2 separate regions of the Mus musculus genome follow, and region 1 is linked to region 2. Evidence: chromatin loops called from intact Hi-C (ENCODE). Cell type or tissue: heart. All regions are shown on one strand.

Region 1 (4,000 bases), 500 kb after region 2:
GCATAATTAGTGAGTGGCAGGCTAAGGATTGAAGCCAAGACAAGCCAGCTCTAGAGCTTTCTTCTTAGTCCCTGGAGAGCACTAGTCCTTAGTGTGGCCCCCAGCTTAGCCATATCTGCATCATCTGAAAAGTTATTACACACACACACACACACACACACACACACACACACACACAGAGAGAGAGAGAGAGAGAGAGAGAGAGAGAGAGAGAGAGAGGTTTGTTTGCTTGTTTGTTTGTTTGTTTGTTTGTTTGAGATAGGGTCTCACTCTGTAGTCTTGGATGTCCCAGAACTCACACTAAGTAGACCAGACTGGCCTTGAACTCACAGAGTTCTGCCTGCCTCTGCCTTATCAGTGCTGGGATAAAGGCCTGCGCTACCCCACCCACCTGAGACATACATCCTTTTACTCAGCATAAGGCCTATGACTCACTCCGAAGGCAACTCACAAGCTGAAAGGAAGCTAGGCATACTAAAATGAATGTCTTTAAGTTCATCTCACTAGTAAGGTGTGAACATCATCCATCTCCTAAACTCCTTCTCCTTTGTATAGCATCTGATGTAAGGTGAACATTGAAAATACATAGAAGCTGGGAGTGGTGGTGGCCAGCTTTCATTCCAGCACCTGGGAGGCAGAAGAAACTGAATACTGTGATTTGAAGGCTAACCTGATCTATATAACAAGTCTCAGGCCAGCCAAGAGCACATAGTGAGACCCTGTCTCAAAAAAATGTGTGTGTGTGTGTGTGTGTGCGTGCGTTTGTGTGTGTGTGTGTGTGTGTGTGTGTGTGTAAGTTACGTTTGAGCTGGGTCTCTCTGTAATTACCCCATCAGTGCAGCAGACCAAATGAGAAGGTTATGTGAGACGATCAAGGAATTAGCTGTGGTGCTTCTGGCAAGGTAAGAAAAGGGTACCCACACTAGAGACTATGAGAATGACAGGGAATGCTTTGAGAGCACTTCATAAGGTAAGCATGTCAAGACACAGTTGAATATAGCAAATAGACAAGGGAGACAGGAGCTGATATTTTTGGCATGGAGATGCAGTTCACTGAGACAGGACAAATATATGTATTTTGTAGGGGAAAAAGAAAGGGTTAGGTTTGGACTTAAGTTTGAATTGTTAGATCCAGCTGGAGCTGTCCAGCAGACAGTAGGAAATATGAAGCTGCAACATGGTAACGTATAGATATTTGGGCATTAAAAGTGGATGAAGCTGTGAAGAGGCAAGGGGAGAGTAGAATATAAAATTCAGGTCACTACAGTGAACAAAACAAGAGGAGCCACTGAAGAAAGCTCTTCAGGACAGACATTAGGAGACTTAAGAAAATGTGAAAGCCAAGGAAAGTCTTTTTTTTTTTTAATTTTTAAGAAGAGATATAGTTTCAGATGCTGCAGGGAAATAATAGGAAATTAGCCTTTGGGGTTTGACACAAAACGTCATTAAGAGATTTGGTAGGAGCAAACGTTCTGCAGACGAAAAAGTGGAGGCAGGTGCTTCCTGCAGATAGAGAGCTCTGTCAGTGTCAAAACTGTTACACCGGCCAGAATAGGCAAGGTTTCTAACACATTTGTGGTCTCAGCGCCAGGCACGCAGCCTGGAAGGGTGGGTGGCATTAATGAGATCAGCGACTAGGGACACAGAAAGACTGACTTAGCAGAGGCAGTCAAGACTTAAGGGTGAGGGTGATTGGGAGAGGTGGGAGGCAGGGCCTTTGAGTGATTGGGTGTTGGAGGGGGAGAGGGTCGGGGAATGGGTGGGAGCCAGGCTCTGTGTTGATAGCGGGGCTGTGGATAGGTTTCCAGAGATCTGTTTAGGGAAAAGACAGGGCCCCAGGCTGCAGCCGGGGAAGGGGTGTCGCCCAGCCCCTCCCCTCTTACGCCACTGCGCGGCTCCGCCACTGGAGCCCTCCCGCCAGGCTGCACGGCTACGAGTGGCCGCCAGAGGCCGCTGCACGGTCCCCGCGCCCCCGCCCCTCTCCATTGGCCTTTGTTGCCGTCGAGCGCCCCGCTTGACTCGTTCCCGTCCGCCCCATGGGCCCATCGGTCGCGCCTGCGCACTGGCAGCTACTCGGGCGCTAGCAGGGGGAGCTGCTGCAGGCTCCGCGGCGGCGGCAACGGAGGCTGCGGGGGCGACAGCGCGAGCGGCCGGGCTTCGGGGGGGAGCCGAGCCCGGCCCGGGAGCCCGAGCAGTGCAAGTGCGAGGTACCTAGGCCCCTCACGCTGGACTCCTCAGTCTCCCGGCCGCCTGTCCTCCGCACGGGTATATGGGATGGAAGCGGGACCCTCGGGAGCAGGTAAGGGCCCTCGGGGACTGGGAGCAGTGTGTATTCCAAAGCCCTATAGGCTCTCGCGGCATAGAGCATGGTTGCAGAGTGAGGAGAGGGGCTCTCAGGGGATGGGGGGCCCATTTTGAAGGGGGTTGTATGCAGTTCCGGCTGAGAACCATGTGAAGATCTGAGACCCGGGCTGTTTGTCCTAGGAAGCAGTATACTGTCCCGAGGGTGAGAAGTAACCTGGGAGAAGGGCCTGAATGCACGGTGTCCTTCCGTGAGGTCTGGGGAGGCCTATGGGGAGGCCCGGCAGGTGGCAGGGGGGCGGGCTCCAGGTGTCCTGGAGAGGAGGGGGGCGACACAGATGGGCCTGGAACTACCGCCTGTCGGGGGGCGGGGGCTCGGCCGTGCTGGGCTGGGCTAAGCTAATGTCTCTGGGGAGTAGGCGCCGGGGCTGGCCTCTGAGCTCCGCCCAGCTGGGCCTGAAGCGGGGGTGAGGGTCAGGGGGCGGTGGGTGGGGATTTAGACCAGGGATTTCCCCCCTTAGATTGGGGACTTGAGTGGTGGCGCGGGAGCATGCGCGGAGGTACCAGCCTGAAGGGCTGCCCTATGTGGTGGGGGCGTGGCTGTTGGAGTATCCCTCCTGTGCCCCTGGGTTTAGGAGGAGTGTGCAGTCTCGCAGATTCTGTTTGCGTAGTACAAATGGGAATTGCCTTCTGTCTTGGGGGAAGGGTGGGGGGCGGTCTCTGACACTTGGTCCTTAAACCCCGGAGTAGCAGTTTGTCAAAGAAAGGGTCGAGGTCAACTGCCAGAGTGCATTTTCTGCTGCATGAGGATGGACGGGGACCAAAGCCTTGCTTTATGAGCTACTTCTCTCAGAAGATAGGCCTTAGGAAAGTGTTGGTCACTGAGAAACTAGGCCCACATGTTTTTCAAGTTTCTAGACCACTCCTGAGAAGAGATGGGAGCTTTTAATCTGAAGATAGTGCCCTCCTTTTCCATGAATTGACTCTATATCACAATATAATCTCTCTATATACCTGTGCCTCCTGTTTCCTAGTGGATCTTTTCCCACGTCAGGAGCATGTCATTAGACTCAAAGCTGCCAAGCTTGTCTGCCTGATAGAAACAAGTTGTTAGGCAGACACACTGGTGGCGCACGCCTTTAATCCCAGCGCTGGGGAGGCAGAGGCAGGCAGATGAATGAATTCAAGGTCAGCCTTGTCTACAGAGCGAGTCCCAGGACAGTGTCTCCAAAAAACAAACAAACAAACAAACAAAAACAACAACAACAAAAAGAAAACCAAAGAGGGGAGAGAAGAGGGAGAGAGAGAAGAAAAAAGAAGCAAGATGTTGGGGGTGGGGCAGCATTGACCTGATAATAGCTCTAACTTACTTTTCCTATTTAGAGGATACACACACACACACACACAAGGAGGAACTGATCTGTAATGTGTACTGATTGTATTTTCCCAAACACAGATAGCCTTGTTAGGTAGAGTGTAAATCCTTATTTTCTAGGTTGGAAACTACTACCAACAAACCCGGGGACTATAGAGTAGGACCCACGTCCAGACAGACTGACGAAAGCTTATGTCCTGAATTGCTAATGGTTTTATCCTGACGAGTGTCTGATGGGTTCTGGGGTGATGAAGAAAGGGGGCTTGTTTGTTACAGGACAGAAGGAAGCTGCCAGGTGAAGGGCTGGAGAACTGGAGTCAGCTG
Region 2 (4,000 bases):
GGCACGCTCCTATGTTTTCTGGAATGTGCAAATCACGCCTATTATTCAAGACCCAACTTATCAGACCTCTAGAAACTTCCTGTTGTATTGGAGAGCCTTAGGCTGAGAATCAAGATGCCTGTCAGCCCTGAATGCTGTTACTAATCCTTTGTGTGATCTCTTGCTATTCACATTTTACCTGGGCTTTGGTTTCATCTTAAACCATGGAAACGGGCCTTGGGGTGTGTCTCATTGGGAGAATGCTTTCTTAGCATTGTGAGGGAGGTCCCTAGCACTGCAGAAGAAAATATAGTGTAGTCGAACTAAACAATGCACTTAAACCATTAAAAAAAAAAAAAGCCTGGCATTTTTCTAATGATAGGAGGATGCATGAGTAGAAGAAGAGAGGACATGGCTGAAGCTGGGGTCCCCACTTTCAGTTGAATATCAGAAGTTTCACTTTTCCTGATTTTTTAAAAAAGATTTATTTATTATATGTAAGTAAGTACACTGTAGCTGTCTTCAGACACTAGAAGAGGGCATCAGATCCCATTACAGATGGTTATGAGCCACCATGTGGTTGCTGGGAATCGAATTCAGGGCCTCTGGAAGCGCAGTAAGTGCTCTTAGCCGCTGAGCCGTCTCTCCAGCCCCTGATTTTTTTCCCCTTTTCTTACTTTAGACAATCTATGCAGACCAGGCTGGTATCTATTTTCAACTGTTCCCTTCAGAAGTTCCACTTTTAAGCTGTTGGATTTTATTAGAAGGGAGTAGTCTACAGCCCATAAAAAGGTGGAAACCATCCAGTCTTATATTTAACTACAATCCCTGAAAACATATTTTCTTAACCTTTCTATTTGTTTTTTGCTTTGGACATGTAAGGAAAGAGTCTAGGATATGAAAAAAAAAACATTATCTGGCAGAAGTGAACATGTTTCTTTTTGTTCTACCCATAAGTGAAACAAAAGATAACAGGCCCAAGGGAGAATCAAGGACCAGCATGGAAACTTTCAGCCATTTCAGTGTTCAGCCAATGTTCCTGGGTTCAAAGAGCTACTGACTTACACACAGAAGTACAGCTGTAGAGCAACTTTCACCCTGTGAGCAGAGGAGCTCTGGGTCCCCTTGTATTGCCATGGAGAATAACAACTCTTCAGAGACTTAAACATTTTTTTTAATTAGTTCTTTGGGGATTTCCTAGTATACCAGCAGTCCAAGCACTTGGTCAAGGCAGGAAGACCAGCAGTTTCAGGCCACTCTGGGTTACATAGCAACCTAGCTCCAACCAACCCAACTCCAACCAATCCAACTCCAACCAACCCAACTCCAACCAACCTAAACTAATTTCCTTGTATTTTTTACTATATGTCTGTCTGTTGTGCCTATGTCTTCATTAAGAATCCAAGAGGGGACTTCAGCTCTCATTATCTTTGGCTTCGTTGTGCTTCAGGGAAGATAGTGCCTACCCTTGGATTTCCTGCCTTGACAGTTCAAGCTCCTATTCTTTAAGTCAGACCCTCAAATTCCTTCAGTGGAGGCAAATGATGGCACACAGCAGTTGCAGGTCATCACCATGAAACTTCTCAGGAGAGCAGCCATGTTCTTGAACTATCAAGACTCTTGACATTTTATGTTCTTTTGCCTTGACGACAGTTTTGTGTGTTCAGAATCCTGGAGGAATGCAATTCCAGACTGTGTTCTAGCTCCTCACCAGCCACTCGATATCTTGAGGTAAATTAATTTATTTCAAATGACCATACTGGCAATGTTAACTTTGAAAGCAATGGAGTAGATGGTTTCTAAGATCCTTTTTCATTTTAGTATTCTAATGGCAAGCAGGTATTGAGGAAATTGTCTTCAGTTATTGGTTCTGCCTTCAACACTACCAGTGGATCTGGTTTTAAGGTTGGAAGTTGTTCCTTGAGAGTCGACGCCCTTTACTTGACAAGCTGTTGGTTTCTCCTTCAGATAACAGTCTTGTTTTCTTCTTGGTTGGGATTCTTCATGTTCATAGGGTCACTGAGAACTTTGGCTCATCAGGGTTCTCTCCTTTTGGCAATATCTCTGTAGTCAGGTGTAGGGTGGTGATGTGAACCCCTCACTGACATTTCACCAGATAGTCCTTCCATTAAGATCTTTCATTCTGACATCATCCCTTCGTCATGGTCCCTTTAAGGGAGCGGCCATAGTTGAGTGGTGGGAGCAGCTGCTGGCAGCAAAGAGACTAACAGGATTAGGCCTAGCCTGGGCCACTCACCGCGCACGCTCAGGACCGGGGGCTTGGTGGGAAAGGGAGGAGGGGCTTGTGGCGCGCCTGCGCATCAGGGGCGCGCGCAAGGGGCTGGTTTGGAGATCCCTTTAAGAAAACCACTGGCGGAGGAATTTCTCTGAGAGAAAATAATCCTCCTCACGGGGCCCCTTGGAGGCCATTAACCCCCCGAGTCCCGGCCCCCCTGCCCCGGCAGGCCCTTGCGCCCACGCGCCCGCCCGTGGGACCCCAGGAGCTGCGGCTAAGCGCGCGGGCCTCCGCCCCCCTCGTCACTCCCGCGCCAGGCCCGGCGGGGGCCGAGGGGGACCGAACCGCAGCGGGTGAAGCGCCGGTGTCTGCAGTGTGGGCGGGGGCCGAGAGGGGCCGCGGCCGCCGCGCCGGGAGCCGCCGCGGTTCCGAGCGGGGCCCAACATGGCGGAGCGGGAGGTGGAGACCGGCCCCCGAAAGAGGGTAGGTGAGGTGAGGCCGCGGGCCGTCTGCGGGCTGCGGGCTGCGGGCAGGCGGGCGGGCGGGCGGGCGGGGGGCGGGGCGCGGCCGGCCCCGAGCAGCCCGGAGCTCACGGGTGGCGCGGTGGTCGACGGCCGGAGGGAGGGGCGGCCCGAGGCGGCACCGGGGTCCCCTCGGCAGGTGGGACAAAGCTCGGTGGCCGGCGGGGAGGGGGAGGGGCGGGGGCCGTGGTCCGCTTGGCTCCCCTCCCTTTGCCGGCGTGTGGGTGGTGGTGCGTATTCGGGGGGGGGGGGAGCCTGGGAGACGCAAGGTGTCAGACTCCGCTTCTGCATCCTCGAGGAAAAGGGAGTCTATGGAAGTTTCTCTGGGGAGAGGTCAGGTGGGGGTAGAGGTGGCGGGAAGAAGTCGTGGAGGATTGGTCGTTTCCTGAGGAGTAACCGGGAGGGTGCTGCGGGAACCCCGGAGCCAATTCATCTTCCTGCCTCCACTCCCCTCCCCCTTGACCGTTATCAAGCCCCAAAGTGGACATGGTGCTCTCTTCACCTTAGAAGAAGTGGGGTTGTCGTCTTGAAGTTGGGGGAATGTGTTCTGATAGCCACGGATGTGTTATAGTCTAGCATTCTTTACCTGCAGTTAGTAACGTGGAAGAGTGACAAGTTTTGTCCTTAGGATGTACCCAGCCAGCCTTGCCTGCCCTAGGTAAAGCCTTGTCTACACAGGAGTTGTAAGCCGTTTAAAAGTTTGTCTTGAAACTTTTTTTATTTTTAATTTAGTTGTGATTCATTTTCTTCAGATGGAGAACAATACTATCCACTGAGTAATGTTTTTCAAGGCTTTTTTTTTAAACTTCCCCTCACCCAGCATGTTAAGCATCAAGTTTGTTAAGTTTCCTATCAGGAGTTTTCCTTTTGGAAATGGTCTCCAAATGATGAGTTAGTTGTTAAACCAAGCTGCTTAAAACATGAATCTTAACCAAAAATGCTTTTTCATTCAGCATAAATGTCTATTCAAAGATGCATACTGTTAACATCCTGAGTGCTGACTGTGTGCCTGACATTGCACGAAGTGCTTTGTGAAGAGTTCAACCTCACAGTAACTATGCAGCCCATTTGTGGCTGAAATGTAGATTTATTTCCTATCTTACATAATTAAGTTTGCAAAGTCCAGAGTTTTGATCCGAGATTTGAAAACAGGTTTGCAAATGCTTGTGTTGGTTGCATTTAAGGTTTTTTTTTTTTTTTAATTCTTCTAGTCCTGTCATTGGATCCTGGGCCTTAACATCTGATAGACAAGCCTATACCACTG

What was found. Hi-C counts contacts between places; a loop is a spot of excess contacts. Peaks named below come from ENCODE experiments on the same cell type or tissue, not always from the same donor. Only the 100,000 strongest peaks of a DNase experiment are listed, where the experiment ranks them.
Region 1: a loop joins it to region 2, with 2.0 times the contacts of the local background. A loop is called at or near these places in 1 of 42 quality-filtered maps.

Annotation. Positions count from the first base shown.
Region 1 is chr4:126,466,696-126,470,695 of GRCm38, reverse strand. Ago1 (argonaute RISC catalytic subunit 1) reads left to right here and starts at 2,113. Exons shown (of 19, transcript NM_153403.3): 1 at 2,113-2,299. The coding sequence starts at 2,275. In heart, no CTCF peak of the experiment used is centred here; DNase peaks (open chromatin) are centred at 2,005 and 2,775; H3K4me3 peaks cover 2,036 bases; H3K27ac peaks cover 1,638 bases.
Region 2 is chr4:126,966,514-126,970,513 of GRCm38, reverse strand. Zmym4 (zinc finger, MYM-type 4) reads left to right here and starts at 2,287. Exons shown (of 30, transcript NM_001114399.2): 1 at 2,287-2,698. The coding sequence starts at 2,660. In heart, no CTCF peak of the experiment used is centred here; a DNase peak (open chromatin) is centred at 2,273; H3K4me3 peaks cover 2,163 bases; H3K27ac peaks cover 1,655 bases.